2 separate regions of the Homo sapiens genome follow, and region 1 is linked to region 2. A link is an interaction called in ENCODE POLR2A ChIA-PET data of the cell type or tissue named here. Cell type or tissue: Caco-2. All regions are shown on one strand. Each heading gives the region's core, and the rest is flanking DNA. Links, peaks and the distances in the headings are about the cores only. Region 1 has its middle 40 kb from the start of CDH5. Region 2 has its middle 210 kb from the start of CDH5.

The links. Peaks named below come from ENCODE experiments on the same cell type or tissue, not always from the same donor. Only the 100,000 strongest peaks of a DNase experiment are listed, where the experiment ranks them.
Region 1: POLR2A ChIA-PET joins it to region 2 with 5 read pairs; 1 of 35 experiments calls an interaction of 5 or more read pairs at or near these places.

What each region holds. Positions count from the first base shown.
Region 1 is chr16:66,324,178-66,329,550 of GRCh38, reverse strand. No RefSeq gene overlaps it. Among named protein-coding and RNA genes, the nearest start is that of CDH5, 40 kb to the left of the region's middle. RefSeq lists an enhancer at 4,516-5,053. In Caco-2, for the core only: a CTCF peak has its summit at 4,572 (motif pointing left); DNase peaks (open chromatin) are centred at 2,410, 2,825 and 4,575.
Region 2 is chr16:66,150,117-66,155,489 of GRCh38, reverse strand. No RefSeq gene overlaps it. Among named protein-coding and RNA genes, the nearest start is that of CDH5, 210 kb to the left of the region's middle. In Caco-2, for the core only: no CTCF peak of the experiment used is centred there; a DNase peak (open chromatin) is centred at 2,599.

The sequences.
Region 1 (5,373 bases), core at 53-5,052, 170 kb before region 2:
GTGCTGGTGTGAGCATTCCCGAGGTCCTGGGCATGGCTGGCGTCTGGAGGTGAGGCAGAGTATTTTGTGAGGACCTCCTGCTCAGTTCTGGTAGCACCTCCACACCACCCCAATTTCTTTATTAAAGATGGAAGAATTGACCTTATAACCTCTTCTCAGCTCAGTGGCCTGGGAAGGCAAGGTCTGATTGCAGCTTGGCCTGTGTGGCTGGGGAAGGTTGGAGAACCTCTTTGGCCTCCCTGTTTGTGAGTGAGTTAATGGGACTGCATCTGGGTGCTGGTGGCTCTGGGGTGGTGCTTGGAGCTCTGGCAGGGCTACTAACTTTCCATGTGTCCTCAGGCAAGCGCCTTTTCTTCCCTCCCTCAGTTTCCCTATCTGTAAAAGGAGAGAGCTGGATCTACTCCAGGGTTTTTTCTTTTTTTTGAGACAGAGTCTCACTCTGTCACCCAGTCTGGAGTGCAGTGCAGTGGAATGATCTTGGCTCACTGCCACCTCCGCCTCCCAGGTTCAAGAGATTCTCCTGCCTTAGCCTCCCGAGTAGCTGGGATTACAGGCATGTACCATCATGCCAAGCTAATTTTTGTCTGTTTAGTAGAGAACGGGTTTCACCATGTTGGCCAGGCTTGTCTCAAACTCCTGACCTCAGATGATCTGCCTGCCTCAGCCTCCCAAAGTGCTGGGATTACAGGCGTGAGCCACCGTGCCCAGCCTACTCCAGGGGTCTTTATCAACCCCTCCTCCCTGACCTGCCTATGACACCTGCCAAAGCCTCTGTTTCTAGGGCGAGATGAACTTCCATTTAAAACCCTGATTTGAAGCCGATTCCACCAGAAATAGACACAACTTGCAGACCTTACCCGTCTGTGACTGGAAGGGTTCACACACCCCCAGAGGGCCCGTTCTGCTCCCAGAGCCAGCTTCATGCCCCACCCTGGTCCTGCCACGGGTCTCCTCTCTCCTTCAGAAGAGAGCTGAAGGGCAGGGCACAGCCGTGTGGTAGGCAGAGGCAGAGAGGCCTTTGCTCCTGATGAGGTCTTGGAATGACCAGTGGGTGGCCATCTGGCGGGAGGTCTGGATGAGGGCCACATCCGCCTGGCTGGTGGCTGCCTTTGGTGATGGGATGGCCTCCAGTGAGGTCTGTGGATAGAGACGAGGTTTCAGCAAGAGGGGTGGCTCGGTGCGTGGCCGGGTTGGGGCAATGGTTATTCACTACGGGATCTGAACCGGTGTAAATGGGGCAATTTTCTGGTGGTTAGTTTAAAAAAGGACTATGTCTGTGTACGAATGAGATGAAAACCGTTCTCTGCCAAAATCTTAAACACAAAATGCCTAAATGAGTGCTGTAACGACATCAGCTGCGCTGTGTGGTGGGAAGAGCCCTAGCTGGGACACCAGAAGGGACTCAGGCTTCTCATCCTAGGTGTGCCCCAAGTGCTGTGTGACTTAAGCAAGTGTCAGCCCCACTGACCTCAGTTTTCCTGGTAAAGTGGTGAAGCTGACAACCACCCCTCAGGATCACTGTGGCCTCTAGGGATCTCAGTGAAGGTAAAGCCCCCAGCCCAGTGCCTGCCACCCAATGGGTGCCCTCTCTGCCTTCATTCAGCAGAGACTCAGCTGGGCCTGGGCCTGGGACACAGGAGGGAAACACTCCCTCCTGTCCTCTGGAAGCTCACGGCCTACACAGGAATCCAGCCTGGTGCTAAGACCAGTATGGTCAGGGCTGGAGAAGGAGGTACTCCTGGGGGTCTGAGGCATGTCAGAGGTTCTGGGTGGGTGGCAGGGGTGAGGGTGGAGTCAGGGCTGGGTCCCGGACATCCACCAGTGACTAAAGCTGAGCCTGCAAAGGGGGCTGTCTAAGGAAGGCCTCAGGCTGGGGCATTGAAACTTCTGATGGTTTCCTCTGAAGCAGGGACATTTCCCTCAAAGCTTTTCTGGGCAGAGTAGAGAACAAAGGCGTCTGCTATTTACCTGGAGTGGAGATGGGAGGGAAGGGTGACACCCTCCCCAGCTCTGGGGCTACAGACTTGCCTATTGACACTTCCCAGTCAGGCCCCGTTCCTCTCCCTCCCCGCAGAGTGGTTCAGCGGGCACAGGGCTGACCAGCCCACCCTGTCCCCATCAGCATCACCCCACCTCGCTCTCTTGACAGCTGCCTCCTCTGCTCTGCGTGGCCTCTGCCCAGGCGCAAGATGTGTGGAGATTGGATGTGAAGTTCCCTGGGCCAAGCAGATTACATGCACAGGAGGAGCCCGGTGCTATCGGGGACAGCAGTGCATGAGGTCACCGTCCCTCGCTGTCCCCCCACCCCCCACAGGCGATGGACTGATTGGGCTTGACATGTTCATTTGCTGCCTGGTAAAAGTCCATTTGCTGGGCCCGAGCTGGCGCTGGCAGGGTGGGTTTGAAGCAGCTGCAGCAGCTGCTTAGCATGCAGTGTAAATATTAGTCTTTCCCAGAAAGAGGCTCGATGCAATTGTCTTTGGCCGATGGATGTGACCGGGCTGTTTGCCTGCATTCCATCCTGGCCCGCCTGGCTCAGCAGACCCTTCCAGAACCCTGGAGGGCTGAGTGTGGGCCAGCCTGGGTCCAACTTGGGATCCGGCTCCCAGGATACTGGTGGGGAAGTATTCCACTCATGGGCAGAGGAGGGAGAGGTGTGTGGAGCACACCTGATGTTCATGTGTGGGGAGGCCCTATTTCATTCTTGTATCAGCTTCTTCACCTGCAAACCAGGAGCTGTGACCCTCCCGGCTCTGCTTCTAACCCGGCTCCTCTGTCTGTCTGCTCATTCTAGCCTGGTTCACAGTCGCGGCCTGGCTGTGCGCACCCTGTCCCTTTCTGCCCATTCCCTGCCCTGGAGTCCCCAGACCTAGGTGTGAGCCCCGACCTCAACCTTTCCACCCTTCAGTGCACATTACCCTTTGCCCGGCTTCATGCTGGTGCTGGGGCTGTGCTGACAGGCAGAATGGTCAAGGTGATGATGTGCAGGAAGAACTAAACAAAATGATTTTAGTTTCAGGTGCTGTGACAAGGAGGGACTGGGGGGCTCCAGTAACTTCTGTGCTCATGTCCCTGAGAGGACATGAGCTGAGACCTGGGCCTCTGTGACCCTCAGTTTCCTAATCTGTAACATGGTGATGGGGACCCCCGACCCCCCCTGTTGTAATGCATAAGTGAGACTGTGTGTGCAAAGGAGCTGGCACACGGTGGAGCTGGGCCCCAGGGCATCTGAACAATCCCCACCTTCCTGCAGTCTGAATGTTCATACTGGTGACCACGTGGCCTCTACTGTCCTCAGATCAGGGCTTCCCAAACTTCTATGTGAATGAAAATTGTCTGCGGGCCTTGTGAAAATACAGATTCCCAGGCCTGCCACCACTCCCAGTGATTCAGCAGGGCTCGGGCAGGACCCTGAAATCTGCATTTTCATAGGCACCAACGGTGGCATGGGTGGCACATGAAACACAGTCTGAGGATCCTGGTTTAGACATCCCTGCAGAGATCCAGTATCCCTCCCTTAGCCCCTCAAGACTTCACTCAATCAACTAGTGGGGTGGCAGCCTTGGAGAACAGTTTCCCCAGCCCCAGCAGATCTGGGAAAGCAGCTCTGACCCGAGGACCTGTCTGGTCTCAGTCCTGGGCAGGGCTTGCCTGCTGGACCATGTGAAATGCTGTTTTGAAATAACCAGCTGCTCAGAATCCCTAAGTGTCCTGAATTGATTAATACACAGAACGTCTTCTGAGAGTCTGATGGGGAATGTGAAGTATCGCTGCTGGCCCTGGAGTCATGCTGTGGGGGGAAGTAGATGCTGGGTCCAACAAGCCAAAGGGCTTGCTTCATCAACAGGGGAGGAAAATGAGTCCCACTGAGGTGTTGGGGTGGGGAGGGGGGCTGTGGGCTGTGATACTCACCAGGACCCTTTGAGGTGAGCATTGTTAGTGTCTCCATTATGTAAATGAGGACATGGGGTGGGGCATATCTAGGATGTGTTTTGTCCACTCTGAGAGGTCCAGAGGCTCGGCCAGGGGTCCTTCCCCCCGACCCCTACCATTTCCCTCGGCCTTCCTGGTCTGAAGCTCTCTCACAGCCGAGGTGGGGCGTAAGTCACCCAAGTTCTTTCCATGTGAATGGCATCTAATCAGCATGTATCAGGCATGGTAATGTAATAACAGCTGCTAATTATATATCTCACTATTACTCCGCTGCCAGTTGTGGGAATTGAAGCCAGATGATCTGGGACCAGGAGAACTACCCCCTTTCCCCCCCTATATGTTATTTTATTCATGGGGCTGCTATTTTTTTTTTTTTAATTGCAGAATTTGGTCCTATCTGAAATTTGTTCTTCCTGCATAAGCCTGGGCCAGCCCCACCCAGCCAACTGCCAAATCTGCTACAGCCTGGCCCTGGGAAAAAGACAGGAGCCCACCATGGTCCTTGTTTGGGGGGCTACCAGCCAGTGCCAAGGAGGGGTTGACTCACAGGCAGGCAGGGCCATCTGCCTGGGCTCCCTCCTCCCTGGCTGTGGCTGGCGGCTGGAGTCTATTTTCTCCACCATCGCCACCCACTGGTGATTCGCTGTGAATGGCCCAAGGCTGCAGCCCGCATCCTCAACCCCAGCCAGGATCTGCTTAGACAGCAGCAGGGTGAAGGCAGAGTTCCCCCTCCCCCAGCCGCCAGACGAATTACCCCAGTCTGGGCAGCCCCTGGCTCTGCCTCCCCTGCTCCCACCTCCACCTCTTCCTAAAGCCTCTAGGCCTCAGTTTCCCCATTTACAGAATGGAGACACTAACAACACTCACCTCAAAGGGCCCCGATGAGGTTCTCAAGCCTGGGTGCACATTGAGAATCATCAGGGTGATTAAGGCAGGTACTGAGCTTGGGTCTATCCCGAGTCCCTCCTGGATCAATTTCATCAGAATTTCTGGTGTGAGAGATCTGAATATCAGCAGTTAAAAAAAAAAAAAAAAAAAAAAAGGCGGCCGGGCGTGGGGCTCATAGGTGGGCGGATCACCTGAGGTTGGGAGTTTGAGACCAGCCTGGCCAACATGAAGAAACCCTGTCTCTACTAAAAATACAAAATTAGCAGGGCATGGTGCCGGGCGCCTGTAATTCCAGCTACTGGGGAGGCTGAGGCAGGAGAATCACTTGAACCTGGGAGACGGAGGTTGCAGTGAGCTAAGAGTGCGCCATTGCACTCCAGCTTGGGCAACAAGGGTAAACTCTCTCAAAAAAAAAAAAAAAAAAAAGAAAGCTCCAGGCGAGTCCAGTGTGCAGCTGGGAATGAGAACTGCTCCTGTGCGGAAGCTTCTGTGACACGGTCTGCTTGTGGCAGAATTCAACAAATGAGAGCTCTTTCTTCCTTATTGTTTATT
Region 2 (5,373 bases), core at 74-5,073:
AGGTCATTTCCCCTCCTTGGGATTCAGATCCATATGTAATAGGGAGAAACCAATATCATCTCCTTCATCGCATACTGGGGGACTAACCAAAAGGGCAGGGGTGAAAGGGCGTGTGTAAAGGCCATCTGCAAACAATGAGGCTTTAATTATGATTGAACCATTGGTGTCCACTGAAGGTCATCTTTGATAGTGTTCCCTGTCCCCGTCAAAGCTCACTGGGGTTTCCACAGGATGACTTGATGGGAGACGTTTGACCAAACTTGGCTTGTCTTGGGGGACTGAGCAGCTCTCCAGCACAATTCCTTGGAAGAGAGGGGCCTGTTGCTATTGTCCATCAATGGATTCTCCACCTAGAGCCAGCCCTCTACATTCCCATTCTGCGGAACTGTATCCTGCCTGAAGAATTGCTAACCATCTGGCCCACGCAGCCACATGCCAGAGGATTATCTTCAGTGTGCGAACAGCAGAGATTCAGAGGCTGGGAGGAAGCATTTTAATCTCGACGAGGGAGGCGGTGCAAATGGTTAGATACCAGAAGACCTCAGTGCGTCCCTTGAGAATCTGGAAAGTATTCTTATTTTAAAAATATCACTGACTTTTGCGATTTCTGAGCCCAGATGCCCCTGTTGAGCTTCCTGATTATTTCTTCCTTGAGGGGTTTTTTTTTTTTTTTTTATCATTATGGTCTTAACTTCAAAGATGACCTGATTAGCTGCCAACCACAAGCTTCCTGGCAGAGTGGGGAGCTTTCCCCCTTCTAGCCTGGAGCTTTCAAGGTGGCTGGGGCAGGGCATTCTATGTGCCATACATCCATGTGCATATATACACACATACCTATATGTGACTTTCCTCTCTGGGAAGATGGGAAGGCCTCAAGCTTGGCTTAAGAGTGCAAACCGGCCAGGTGTGCTGGCTCACGGCTGTAATCCCAGCACTTTGGGAGGCTGAGCGGGGTGGATTACCTGAGGTCAGGAGTTCGAGACCAGTCTGGCCAACATGGTAAAACTCTGTCTCTACTAAAAATAAAAAATTATCTGGGTGTGGTGGCACACGCCTATAATCCCAGCTACTTGGGAGGCTGAGGCAGGGGAATTGCTTGAACCCAGGAGATGGAGATTGCAATGAGCTGAAATGGTGCTACTGCACTCCAGCCTGGGCAACAGAGTCAGACTCTATCTCAAGAAAAAAAAAAAAAAGAGTGCAAACCACATGAGCCAGTTACTTTCATGCAAAGGTATTAATGAGGGTCTACCTAGAGCAAGCATGGTGCTTGTTAATGGGGGGAACAAAGTCATTGCTAGTAGATGATGACCAAAGAGTGATGGGGAAAGAGGTAAATACATGGTTGATGACATAAGAATGCCAAAGAAATGTCCCCAAGCCTGCTTGGTGTGTGGCTGGAGGAGAGGCATTGGAGCAGATCCTTAAAACGGGTTGGAGGCTGTAGGTGTGGAAAGGGCACACGGACATTTCAGCAGGGGGTGCAGAGTGGATGAAGAGAGGCCTGATCTTGGTGAGAAGTTCTGGTGTGTACCGAAGAGGCCAGTGGTAAAGGAGTTTGTGTGTGAGGCTGGGGAAGGGGTAGAGGCCAGACTGGGAGGGCCTGAAACACCAAGGAGGAAGCTGATGCTGTCAAGCCTGCATTTTGGAAAGACCTACTGTTTGAACACCTCTTGTGAGGGGAAGCTCAGTACCTCTGGGACAGCCCGTTCTACCTTCATCTGTGACCAACACAAAGTTCTTCCTGTGAGCAAGCCAGTGCCTATTCTTGGCCTTGGAGATGCCTGCAGGATAAACCTATGCCATACTTGGCCCTTCCATCCCTGTTTTAGACTTAACAGAATTCTGAGCGTTTGTTTTTTTTAGATCAGCACTATAATTTCTTTTTACAGTGACCATTGTAATAGTTAGGCATGTGCACAGAACTTCTGGAACTTTCTATCAATGACCTAGGTTGGCCTACTATAGGCAACATCATCCAAATTCATCTTCACAGTTTGCCTAGGGGCAAAGAGCTTGGGGTTTGGTGTTCGACAGTCCTGATTTTGAATCCTATCTCAGCTATTTTGTAGCTTCCTGGCACTGAACAAGTGACTTTCTTAGAGTCCAGCTTCCTCAGCCTGCCACAGGGGGTTACTGTGAAAGCCAATAACACAAATAACACATACAAATCACTCTGCTCTGGTTAAGGGGTCTCTCTCTTCCCAGGCAGTTGAGAGGGAGTTTTGGAAGATTCTTGGGCAGTGCTGTCATTGAGAAGATTCCAGAGCCCCTGACCTCTTTTCAATCCTCTTACTCCCCTCAAACCTGTTTATGTGTTTTCTGATGAAAACAGGCTGCTTGCGAAAGTCTTGCTCCTGTTTCTGTCAGCGTATTCATTTAAGGCCTGCACTTTTGATTCAGTTTCTGGTGGTTCAGGATTTTGAGCTATGCATTTTGTGGGTTTGGTATGCATGCGAAATATGTATTTTGAAGGCTGCTTTGGTCTGTTTTTAGACAATTCAAATATTTGGATAGTGCATTCCTGTCTTGCCTCTCTTGCCTGTGTTTGGGGGGCCCTGGGATTTGCTCTCCCTGAGCTGTTGACTCTGGTTGTCTCAGCCCTGAATGCCTCCCAGGGTCAGCCTTGCTGGCCACAGGCCTGATTGGGAATCTAGAGCCACCCAATGTTAGAGAAAGGAGACTCCTTAAGGATCACCCAGTTCACACCCCTCCTGTCATAGATGGAGAGATGATGGCCCAGGGACCGGGGTGGGGGTGGGGCTTGTCTAAAGTCACAGGGCAAATGGGAAGCAGAGTGGGTGACACACCCCTCTGCTGGCACCATGCAGGGCGCTGGGGGTACAGGTACTGTTCCTCCCACTGCACTCACCCTCAGGCCTGCACATCTTTCTGTAGGTCCACAACCCCATCACTTATTAATACCCAGGCTGCCTGACCTGCAAATACCCAGAAACTCAAAGCCAGTCAAACAGACCATTGTTTTCTGAACTCCAGTCCTTCTGCCTGGGTTCTGGCTGAGGGGAGCGTTGTGCTATGGTAATGCTCAGGAACCCTGCAAGGAAGGTGGTGAATTCCAGCTGCTCCCTCTCTCCTCTTGGCAGAACATGCATGTCTGGGACAGAGGAGGGAGCAAGAGAAGGATAAAGGGGCCCGTGGGCCAAAGCTTTTACTGGTGTCTAGGGTGATCCCCAAACAAGTTTCTTGTGGGGTGTGCTCTTTAAAACACTTTTAAAAATTTTGATGTTTTAGAGACATGGTCTCACTCTGTTGCCCAAGCTGGAGTGATCATAGTTCACTGAAACCTCAAACTCCTGGGCTCAAGCAATCCTCCTGCTTATCCCGGCTTCCTAAGTAACTGGGACTACAGGTACACACCACCACACCCAAATAATTTTTAAATATTTTTTACTGATGGAGTCTTGCTATGTTGCCCAGGCTGGCCTCAAACTCCTGGCCTCAAGCGATCCTCCTGCCTAGACTTCCCAAAGTATTGGGATTGCACGCATGAGCCACCATGCTGGACCCCGTGGGGTGTTCTAATTGGTGGGTTTGGGGCAAGCAAGCATGATTTCCGTGGGGTCATCCCTGTGCCATGCCATCTGCAAAGTTCACGCAGGGTGTGGGGGTCAGTGTGGCGAGGCAAGGAGGTTGTGTTTAGCTATCTTATAGGGAGGTGGTCACCAGGAGGTGGATGTATAGGGCAGGTATCTGGATCCACCCCTTTGAGGAACTGGGAGGAGGCAGAGAACTGGAAACTGTGTCCTGGGTGAATGAACCCTGCTTCTGGTCTGAGAAAGTTAAGCCTTTATAATGCTACAGCAACATAAAATAAGAATTCATTCCAACTCTGGTGGCTTTGCTTCTCCCGGCCTTGGCTGCCTGGGCCACCTACTAACCAACAGGGCACACAGGGAGGGTCCCCTTTCCCTTGCTCTGGAGCTTCCTGTGGGGTCCAGCTAGCCTCTGCTTGCGGTCCCACCCTTGCCGGGCCCCTTCCCTTCCCTGCCCTGTCCTTCTCTCACCGCTCCCTCCCAAGAGCGTTTCCTCACTGCCTCAGTGCATCCAAATCCTGCCCTGCGCTCTGCTTCCAGGGAATCTGCCCTAGGTCACTTTCCCTTCTGCCCTTTTTCCTTTTTCTTCCTCATTTTCTTTCTTGCCAGAAAATCAGCTGAATCAGGAGAGTTTAAATCAGGGGAGTGGCCAGCAGCACTAGATGCAGAAGGCAGAAACAAAATCAAAACGAAAGCGTGTTTATTGGCTTTGGCCTTTAGAAAGTTTATTGGTAACTCCTAACAGTCTAATTGAATATCAAGGAACAGTTAAACTTCACCTTTCTCCTTTACTGCTGGGCATGTAAATCTTAAGGAAACAATCTTTAATGGTGGGAAAATGCCGGGCAAGTCAATTCCTTTGTCTTAGCCTTAGTTTTTCCACCTGCAAATTAAGGCTTTTGAGCTAGACGATCTATCCAAAATTCTGTGATTATACAAATGTATTCTTGCATAACCTTATGCAAGTGAGAACATTCCTGTTTACCAAGCTTTCAGTTTGTGGCCTAGCACAGTGCTGAGCAGGGTGGGGTGAAGTATCCATTTCCCCTCTCACAGCCACCTTGTGAGACAGGAAGTGTGTTACTTGTAATTGCTGCTTCACTCATGTGTCAGTATGCCAAGGCCTCCCAGGTTTATGTCTCCAGCCTGGATCTTGTCCCTTGAACCAGTTGGGATTGGTCTGTTTCTTCCAACCATAAAATCCCTGACCATGAGAGCATTAAATAACCACAGTGGGGTTAAAACCAGCATGGGAACTCTAGTAGACATTGTAGAATATGCTTCAAGATTATCCCCAACAAGGGATGAGGGAACTGGGGTGTTTATCCACCAAGTCTTGTCCATTATTGGTAGAGAGCTGCTTCTGGGAGGTACCAACTCCCTGGCACTTCTGGTCTGCCCATGTGAGCTGAGCATGGTCCAGTGACCAGAAAAGGCCCTCAGGCAGAGTTGCACGTGCTATAGTGGAAGCTGTAGGGTCTGCATGCTCAGGAGTGGTAAGGACTGAGGGAATATGGGCATGGGTGTGATGCTGGCAATGGCTAGAAGGTCTGAGGGCTGAACCCTTTGACATGGGCAAATTAGAAGGGACAGTTTTGCTTGTGGTGCAGGTGGTTCAGATGGTGCAGAAGCATATTAACAGCTGCATAGCAGGTTGTTAGAATGGGGAAGAGAAGGATCAGAACTGGAGTGAGAATGACTCCACAGTGACGAGAAGACAGGAGCAGGGAGAGGAGGGGAGCGTGGGGTCAAGAGAGAGTGTCCTCAGTTTAAGATGGGGGACTCAGGAGCAGGCACAATTGGGGGTGAGGGAGTTTTG